2 separate regions of the Homo sapiens genome follow, and region 1 is linked to region 2. A link is a loop called in an ENCODE intact Hi-C map of the cell type or tissue named here. Cell type or tissue: HCT116. All regions are shown on one strand.

The links. Peaks named below come from ENCODE experiments on the same cell type or tissue, not always from the same donor. Only the 100,000 strongest peaks of a DNase experiment are listed, where the experiment ranks them.
Region 1: a loop joins it to region 2, with 2.7 times the contacts of the local background. A loop is called at or near these places in 3 of 110 quality-filtered maps.

What each region holds. Positions count from the first base shown.
Region 1 is chr4:31,032,903-31,037,902 of GRCh38, reverse strand. All of the region lies in intron 2 of PCDH7 (protocadherin 7), which reads right to left. Among named protein-coding and RNA genes, the nearest start is that of LINC02497, 140 kb to the left of the region's middle. In HCT116, no CTCF peak of the experiment used is centred here; DNase peaks (open chromatin) are centred at 2,382 and 2,742; H3K4me3 peaks cover 841 bases; H3K27ac peaks cover 5,000 bases.
Region 2 is chr4:30,948,234-30,953,233 of GRCh38, reverse strand. All of the region lies in intron 2 of PCDH7 (protocadherin 7), which reads right to left. Among named protein-coding and RNA genes, the nearest start is that of LINC02497, 220 kb to the left of the region's middle. In HCT116, no CTCF peak of the experiment used is centred here; DNase peaks (open chromatin) are centred at 203, 2,243 and 4,423; H3K27ac peaks cover 5,000 bases.

The sequences.
Region 1 (5,000 bases), 85 kb before region 2:
CTTGTCACATAGACCTGTCTACTTGAACTGCTGCCTCCTTCTTTCACCATACTATTATGATATTATAGTTCCTCTAGGTTTCCAGCATTTAAAGCAAAGTCCACACCACAAATGCTGGCCTCACAGCAGAGAAGGGGTGGGAGAAGTGAGAACTGGCTAAATGTCTCTAGAGTACACTCACCAGCATTTCTTTTAGAAAAGAGAGCAATGGATATGAAAGAATGATTGCTTTCAGTGGGAGAAGGTAAAATATTCCCAACTACTATCAGCCATGTGTCTATATTCTAGAGCATTTCTTCCAACACTTGAGACTTTTGAATATTTTAATCATTGAAGATACAGGAAGAAATAACACATGGCCCATATTCTCAAGGCACTCATCAATTATTAGGTTCCCAGTAACATAGAACATGGCTAGACTTGCAAATAGAAGTATGAACACAGTGTAGTGGGACCAGGGAGATCCCCTTCCAGGAGAGCTCCTGATATCTAAGCTGAACTCTGAATATCAATAATGGCAATATTAGCAAGTAATCGCTGCTTAACTAGTATATGCTAATAATTAAGCAAAATATTTCATGAATTTATTTAATTTAATTCACAATTTTTAGGTTACATTGTTATTCCCAACATACAGATGAACAAACTGAATTTCAGGGAGATCAGGCAAGAGTTTTCAAGGATAGAGAACAAGGCAGAGATGGGGTTAGAGAAATGCAGAAAATAACATGAGACAATTAAATAACATTAACTCAAAACGCAGGAGATGATGTTGGAGAGGTAAAGATGGTAGTAAGGTATTGATATGGTTTGGCTATGTTCCCACCCAAATCTCATCTTGAATTGTAGCTCCCACAATTCCCATGTGCTATGGGAGGGACGCGGTGGGAGGTAATTGAATCAGGGGGGTGGATCTTTCCCACACTATTCTTGTGACAGTGAATAAGTCTCATGAGATGTGATGGTTTTATAAAGGGGAGTTTCCCAGCACAAGTTCTCTTCTCTGGTCTGCCACCATGAGAGACATGCCTTTCACTTTTCACCATAATTGTGAGGCCTCCCCAGACATGTGGAACTGTGAATCCATTAAAACTCTTTCTTTAGTAAATTGCCCAGTCTCCAGTATGTCTTTATTAGCTACGTGAAAATGAACTAATACAGGTATGGAATTTTCAAAGTCGTACTGACTTTAGAGTTACAAGCACAACAGAGTATGCTATTAGTGCAGTATAGTGTTTTGCACACAATAAATAATCAAACATTTTCGATGAAAGAATGAACATTATATAGTTCACTCTCTAATTCAATTTTCTCTTTGTAATTTGCCAAGTTGACCTCACATGTATGTAAAAATGTTAGTTTCAGAGTCTTTTGGGGATAGGATCTTCCATTATCTTTATACTTCAAGAACTACAGGCTGGACACAGTGGCTTGCACTTATAATCCCAGCACTGTGGGAGGCCGAGTTTTGGGCAGAAAACTTGAGGTCAGGAGTTTGAGACCAGCCTGGCCAACATGGTGAAACTCTGTCTCTACTAAAAATACAGAAATTAGCCGGGTGTGGTGGTGCACACCTGTAATCCCCGCTACTGAGGAGGCTGAGGCAGGAAAATAGCTTGAACCTAGGAAGCAGAGGTTGCAGTGAGCTGAGATTGCACCACTGCACTCCAACCTGGGTGACAGAGTGAAACTCCATCTCAAAAATACAAAAAAAGAACTACAATTTCTCAGTTTCTATGTTCAGTGAAAAAGACCAAATGAGACTTAGCAAAGTACAGATTAAGCTATTATAACAATAAACCCTTCACATTTTGTGTAAAACACATTTATAATACCTTATAAAGTTTCTATCTTAGCACTTCCTAAGATTTTGTTCAAGTTTAAGGAACAAAAAGCATATTAACCCAGACAACATGTGCTCTGGTAGGGAAAAAATCAAAGGTGAAAGTCCACTTACAGGTCTTATGAACATTTAGTGATGTCAGCCAAGGAAACCCTTATCGCTACCATAAATATATTTCTAAAACCTGCCAAAAAATAATTACACACAAACATTTTGAAATCATTTGAAAGCCAAGAAAATCCTTCCACATCCTCAAGGAACTTTAAAGAAAACATGTTTTAAAATAATGAACTGCCTCCCATTTTCCTCTATTAAATGATTATCTGATGTCAGATACTTGTCATCAGTTGTAGCTTAATTACATGGTGGCACTACCATTTGGGGAATTATATTCTAATGTCATGCTCGCCTAAAAGTAATTTGCATGCAACCTGCTCTTTGGTTCTGAGGATGATATCAGCCACTACAGAAGCAGAGAGCAAAAGTGTTATTAAGAAACATAGATGTGGCCGACGCTGTGGCTCAAGCCTGTGATCCCAGCACTTTGGGAGGCTGAGGCGAGTGAATCACTTGAGGTCAGGAATTTGAGGCCAGCCTGGCCAACGTGGTGAAACCTCGTCTCTACTAAAAATACAAAAATTAGCCGGGCGTGGTGGCACACGCCCATAATCCTAGCTACTCAGGAGGCTGAGGCACGAGAATCGCTTGAACCCGGTAAGCAGAGGTTGCAGTGAGCCGAGGTTGTGCCACTGCACTCCAGCCTGGGCAACAGAGTGAGACTCCGTCTCAAAAAAAAAAAAAAAAAAAAAAAAGGGAAAAAAGGAAAAAAAACATAGATGCTTGCTGAGGTCATATTGAATTGATGCTACCGCATAAGCTAAGGACAAGTACATATCTTACTGGAAGAGATGCCATCTCCATGTTTCTCCCATGAGAGCACAGATTCCTAAAGAACCTCATCGATCATTCAATGAAAAGTGACCTGAATTCTAATTTTCTTCTGCAAAACTCTTCTTTGAAATATTAGAAAAGCTGTTGATTCTCTATTCCCTAATCTCCCTGTCTCAGAGTTGAGGATACAATCTCCCACATCACAAGGGTGCAATTAATTAAGGTGTAAGCATTTTCCAACCTGTGGATGCAGGTAACAGGTGTAAATTACCATTTGAAAGAGTGATTCATGTCACCAAGACTAACTGCTGACTAGGGAGGCTTAAATCAATCCTATTTGAAGTTCTATTATTTTTTTTAAATGCTGACAGAGAATCCACACTTACATACAGCATTTCACAGATAAGATATGCTCCCTGCCCTCTGGGTCTGCCATGTCAGTGAAACAGACGGCGAGATTATAGGATAAATGTGGAAGCAATGGGCAGGGAAATGATGAAATGACGATAGATTTTTACAATCCTAAAAAAATTCTGGAGTAGCATTACTAGTAGGTAAAATGAGACTTAGATAATATTAAAGTAGCAATTTCTAAATTCTGATGTTTATCTGAAATTTTGTAAAAGTACTGAGCGGCTACGCTTTAGTTGTCTTCATTGTAAAAATGTGTTTTCAGAATAGGTAACATCTCCCCTGCTATATTTACAATGAAATTTGAAAATCAAAAACCATAATATTTAATGCACACAATTTCTGTTTATATCGTAATTATTGTTAAAGTATATTACTAATAATGAACAATCATTTCCTTTTAAAATTAGGTAACTTGGCTTAGATTTTTGAGGTGATGCATGAGGGAAGGTAATTTTCTATAAAGAGAAGCATTTAATATGCCTCTGAAGCCAAGGTCCAACTCGATGTAGAGAATTAAAGTAAGGGATAGAAGATGAAAGGGAAGATGATGGAGGCAGGAGAAATCTATTAGGGAGGACTATTGTGGCAAGATAGGATAAATTGAGTTTTTGCTGGATGGGATAAATCTGGATAGTTTTTTGTTTGTTTGTTTGTTTGTTTTGAGACAGAGTCTCACTCTGTCACCCAGGCTGGAGTGCAGTGGTGTGATTTCCACGCACTGCAACCTCTGCCTCCCGGACTCAAGCAATTCTCCTGCCTCAGCCTCCTGAATAGCTGGGATTACAGGGGCGCATCACCACACCTGGGTAATTTTTGTATTTTTAGTAGAGATGGGGTTTCACCATGTTGGCTAGGCTGGTCTCGAACTCCTGACCTCCGGTGATCTGCCCACCTCAGCCTCTCAAAGTGCTAGGATTACAGGCTTGAGCCACCACACCCAGCCTAGATAGTTTCTAATATAAAAGACAAAGAGCTACAGAAAAGTAGCAACTGAGTATAAAAGTGAGTATGAAAGTGGAGGTGAGAAATTTAGGAAGCACTGGGAGTTAAAGGATTGGATGGAGAAATGATTTTAAAAGGGGGATGTCGGGTAATGCCTGTAATGATTAAACTGTCTATGCAAGTAAGGGGCCATGTTGAATAAAAAGCATTGCCAAAAGCTTGTTTTTATATCGTGAAGTGAGTTTTTGAATTGAAGTTTTGAAGCTCTGATGTAGATTCCAGTTGTATAACATGACGCAATTGGAGTTAGCATGTTGAAGCAAATTCTGCAGCAAAAATAGTCCTCTCGATATTTCTCCCCATCCTCTTACTCCATTTTGTTATATTTCTATTATTAATACAATGCATTGAAATGCTATCTTCTGTTATCTGAATAAAGATTCTCTAATTTTACTATCTTTTCCTGGTGAAGCTTAAAAAGACATGCTATCATTTCAATCAATATTTTACAATTTGTTAGGCTGCTGCACATAGTTTGATAGACCTATTGATGGAGCATGCTGTTAGCATGTTGCTGTAAGATACCATCCGTGAGGTCCACTTTTAAGGACCTAACAAACGTACATTTCTATTGGCTTTACATGAAGCTTTAACATTATTTTTATTTTGCATTTCATATTTTGTACTTTTGGGAAACTGCCTTATAAAAAAATCAGATAATATTACTTTAAAATTACTCATTCCATAAGTATTTTCTGAATGCTTACCAACACACTATGATTCCTGTCCAAAAGTAAACTTAAATAAAGAAGAGTCAAGAAGAATTACAAAAAAAAAGTCATAAACACTATTATGTGAATAATTACCAAAAAAGGCAGAGACTTGACCAAAGGAAAAGTTACTGCACAAA
Region 2 (5,000 bases):
GATTCAAGTTACAGGAAGCTAGAAAAAGCTGGAAAGTTAAAGATGTCCCAAAATAGGAGCAACCTCTAGACTTTGTGTCCCTGGAATTATTCAAGTGGAGATAAGCAAGTCTTATAAATGGTGTTAAGGGGTGCATGCACAATCTAAGACGGGATTTGTTAACCATTAATCTCTATCCACTCTTAAAATTTCATGACTAATTCAGCAAATATTTATTCTACGCTTCAGGCACTCTACATAAAGAAAAACAGATATAAGGTGATACTTTTATGTGTAAAACTAACAGATTAATTAGTGTTATGAGTATCTTGGTAGAGAATGTGGTGGAGAGGGATATTTGGACTTGAATCCTAATTTCCCAGCAAGCCCTGTCTCAACCGTATTCTCTAGGCACAACTATTTTAGTTCTAAATGCATAGCTCCAAATTAATGCATAAGCCCGTATCTTGCTCTCAAAAAAACTGTTGTCACAGAAAAAGTCCTAAAAACATACAGTGTACACAAATCAATGCATCTTAAATTACCCTTTTTCTTCTCAGTCATTTTACCTCAAAGGCTTTTCTAAGAATAAGGAAACACAAACTCTTAAATAAACTTCTTTTTCTCTACCTGCATTGATTTTTTCCCTCCCAATTTAATTCATATTCTTTTAACATCCTTTCAGTGTCTGTGGTTTTTAATGACATGTTTCCTTCATTTTGTTACTCCTAATTCACCTTTCCAAAATTATTTTGCTTCTTTTTTCTCAAAGATTTTTTTTTTCTCCTTAATTTGGCCTCTTTTCCTATCTGTCTTTTTACTTATCCACTGTTTTCCTTTAGTGGTAAATTGATACAACTGTTTTCCTATTCAAGCATAGCCTCTTTATTTTCCTATAATCCCATGTATAATTTTCATAATTTCCTTTCCTCAAATCTTTAAAAAAATTTGGTTAAATTTTCTTCTTTCTGTGTGAGTTACAAGTGTTTCTGTGCTTCCTTTCCTGCCATTAGATTTGATAAATGTTACAGGATTTGAATTACCAATTTCCTTTTCTGGGGATGAAATTATTTTATATTGATTCAGTTTGTAGTTACAGGTCCTAAATTATTTTAGGAAAAGTAATAAATTATTTCTTATAGAAAATATATTGAGTAGTCTATGAAGCTAATAATGGCCAAGAGCAACAAGCTAAGTAGGGAATAAAAACAGAATAGAGAGAAGTATGGGTGAAGGGAAGGGCCCATGTTCAGGAGAAGAAGACAAAAGGCTGTTTTGTGAACATTCATTCATTTAATCAACATTTAGTGAGTAACAAATACTGTGGACATTGAAGAGCTCATAAAACATAAGGTGGAATCATTGCCCTCTAGTAACTCAAGAGGTGAGCATGAACGAGAGTACTGCTTTCCTGGGGAGAAATGAGGAGAAGCTGTATAAGGCATGTCCCACTTGAGTCAATCCTGAGTGATCTTGTCCCCTCTCAACTTCGCCACCTCTCAGTTTTCTTACCTATTACATAAAATGAATAATAATTTCTAACTCATTGTTTCTTTGTGTGGATGAATCAAGAAAATGGAAGTGAAACTCATTAACATTGTGCCCATACAAAATAAATCCTCAGTACATGGTTGCTGTTATTATTTTTTGTATGTGAATTTTCCAAACAGCCATGAGTAAAGTGCCTTCCAGACGGAGGGACCTAACCGTGCGAAGACCTGTGGACATGAAAGATTGCACCCTCTGGGAAAGATGCAGAGCACAGAGTGCAGTGTGTGCTCAAGGTTAAAACAAAATATAAAGGCAAGGAATATGGGTAGAAGTGAGATCATGAAAGATACTCAATGATCAGAGCTTTATCTAATAGAAAGCCATACATTTCTAAATGAAGATTAATGGTCCAGACTAACATCCATTCCCTTTTCAATTTCTCCCGTATTCCAATGCATTCAAATACAGTAGAAAAATGGAATATGATCTTTTAATGTTCGGTGAAAATGTATGTAAATTGAAATGGTTTGCTTTGTTTATGTACACAGACAAGTCTTAATTCTGCTACCGTTTTAAAGAATACTACAAATAATGCTGCTATACACATACACACCCATAGACACACTATTTTTCTAAGTCATCTGCCAGGAATCTTCCTAGCCCAAAGGTAGCATTTTAGTCATGTGTCTCAAAGAACCTGAGAGAGTCACAAGACTATAAGCAAAGCCTGATACATCAAAACAAGCCCCTGCAGGAGCTGGGAGGACTCGTTTCACTAGTGAAAAAAGAAGTCAAGAAGGCGGGTGCTTCCTGGTGATGACTGAGTGTTCATGTTTTATAGGTTATGACTCTGCTGGAGTTTGAGCCCTGAGGGCCTAGCTCCTTTCAAAATATAGCACCCTGAATGAAGGATATCTTGGACTGAACAAACAGTCCCTAGTCCCCTCTGTCTCCCTCAAATGCCACCAGCTGAGTTGACGAAAGAAAGTTGCAGAAAGTAATTAGCATGCATTCAGCTTTCACATCTGAATGGCATAGCTTTGTAGGGTATTTAGATTTATTAAACTAGCTTATACCTAATTTTCTATAACCAGATGAGTATTATAATTATGTGCATAAAATTTTGTGCAATGCTTTTGAAGATGCAAATGCTATTAAATTTTGAAATAAAATTCACAGAAATATTCCTGTTTTATACTTTCAAAGATGTGTTATATAACGATTGTTTGTAGAATGTTGAAAGTGGCATATTCATACATACAAGTTCCATTTATTTTATACATATTTTGTTGAGGAAACTGCATAGCAACTTTCCCTGAGAATAATATCATTAATTCTTCTAAACTCTATACATTGAGAAAAATCTACCACTGTATAGGGATTTAGGTAATACATAACACGGTGAAACATATAAACTCAAGTTGAACAATTCTTCCATATAGAAGGCTCTGTGTAGTGAATGAATGCACCTTGTAAATGTAAGAGACAGACTATTAATGGAGAATGCAGAAGAGGGGCAGCTACACTGTTTCATGAGAACCACCATACCTGTTGATTAATGGAGAGGCCTTAACAGCACTCTTCTTCCATGCGTCTTGCCATGAGGAAAGGGGAGGAAGGGAAAGGTAGTGATGGCAGCAACACCTGGGGAAGGGAGATGGGGAAATATGTAAAGGGAAAATCAGCAGCCCCTATACAATGGTGTCCATCCATAGACCTCGCCAATAAAACAATTTCCAAAAACCCTGAGTTTGTTTGCTTTCTTTAAAAAAAGAATCTATATAAATTTCAAAGACAATCTAAACAAATTAGTATTTTGAAATGTGTTAATTTGAACAGTCTTTCAACTATGATTCTCCAAATCCAGGGACCCAGTTGGCTGCTACAAAATGAGCCACCATTTTATCCTCATTTTTTAACTAGGCAGGACCTTCACATATGGGCATAACTTTTTTTTACAACAGAAAAAAACTATAAGATGACTCTAATACCAAATAGATATGTATTTTCTTTCTAACATACAGTAGGATTATCATCTCATTCTGTCTCTACCTAGCTGTTATATAACTGTCTCACAATGCACCTTCCTTTTCATGTCCTCCTAAGGACATGTAATTTTGACATGAAAACAACTTCAACTTATTAACTTAATAAAAAAAATTAATTTAACAGAATCCCTATATACTGGAGGAGGTCAAACTAATAAAAGTTTTTAAAATGTTCATGTTTTAATTATATTTTTGTGGACATGGTTTAATCTGGACTATGTATACTTTCAAAAAGTATAAATGCACAGAATTTTATAAAAATAAATTAAATTGTATACCAAACAGTTGATGGCAGTAAATTATTTGAATTTTAATAAAGATTAGTTGTTTTAATAACCTCTGCAATACTACCACTGCAAAACAAACACTGGTACAATTTTTTTCTCTTAGAATTTATTTTAAAAGAAATATTTAACTTTGTATGTTTATATTTAAATGCAAATCATATATAAAAAATGTTTCTCTTAAACTGTTTCTTTAGAAAAGCTTTTATACACAGTGAAGATAAACTTGCAAAAATAGATGTGTATTTTATGAAGAAAAGTAATGTAAAAAAATGAAATATAGGAGAGAATTAATTTTCCTGTGTGTGACTTCATACACAAATATGTTTCTTAGTGTATTAGATACACAAGGGCTAGGACATTGATGAATTTTTCTCTAAAGACAGGGCTATTCATGAATACGTGTTTGCATTCTTGTTTCTAAATGTGAATCTAACCTTTAATCCCAATGTTTGGGAAAGCAGCTATCACAAGGATCATTAGGGTTTGGAAAACAATAATTCTTTTCGTTTAGCCTTAATCCTGTTTAGACAGGGTGTCTCCAAATTTCCCAGTTTTCAACTCCTCTGGTCTTTGACACACTCCTTATGATTAGCCATCGTATCTAGTTAAAATAACATGACCCACCTAAGGCTTAGGCAATAGTATTAGTCAGCCCTTGAGTTGAGAAATTTGGAAACTAATTGGTTGTCATAAGAGATTAACATCAAAGAATTCTGAAGGCATATGTAGCATCTAGGCCCTCTGATGTAAAAGAAACAACTCAAAGTAGCAAACTTAATTTTAAACTGATATTATTGAGCATATACTTTTTGCACCATTGCTTGGGATTCTATAAATTTCTATAATTTTGTATTTAACTTAAAACATTAATTGATATTGCATGTAATATTTTAAAGTTTGAATTCCCCTTCAAAGTTAAAACCTCTGCATTTCAGTAAAATAAAGTTGAAAAAATTAAACCTAATTTTTTGTACATTTAAATATTCCTCAGTGATTATTTTGGGATCAGAATTTTGTCTTTGGAAGAAGCAAATGTGGGAATCTCATAAGCCAAAAACCAAAAAGGAGGAGAATCCACATGCTCTTAATTTGTGGCCAGATCTTGCATCTAGCATGAAATATAGCTTTTTTTTTTTTTTGCATATGAGTTGCTAATATGCTAAGACTTTTATGTATAGAAAATTCTTCCTTTGGC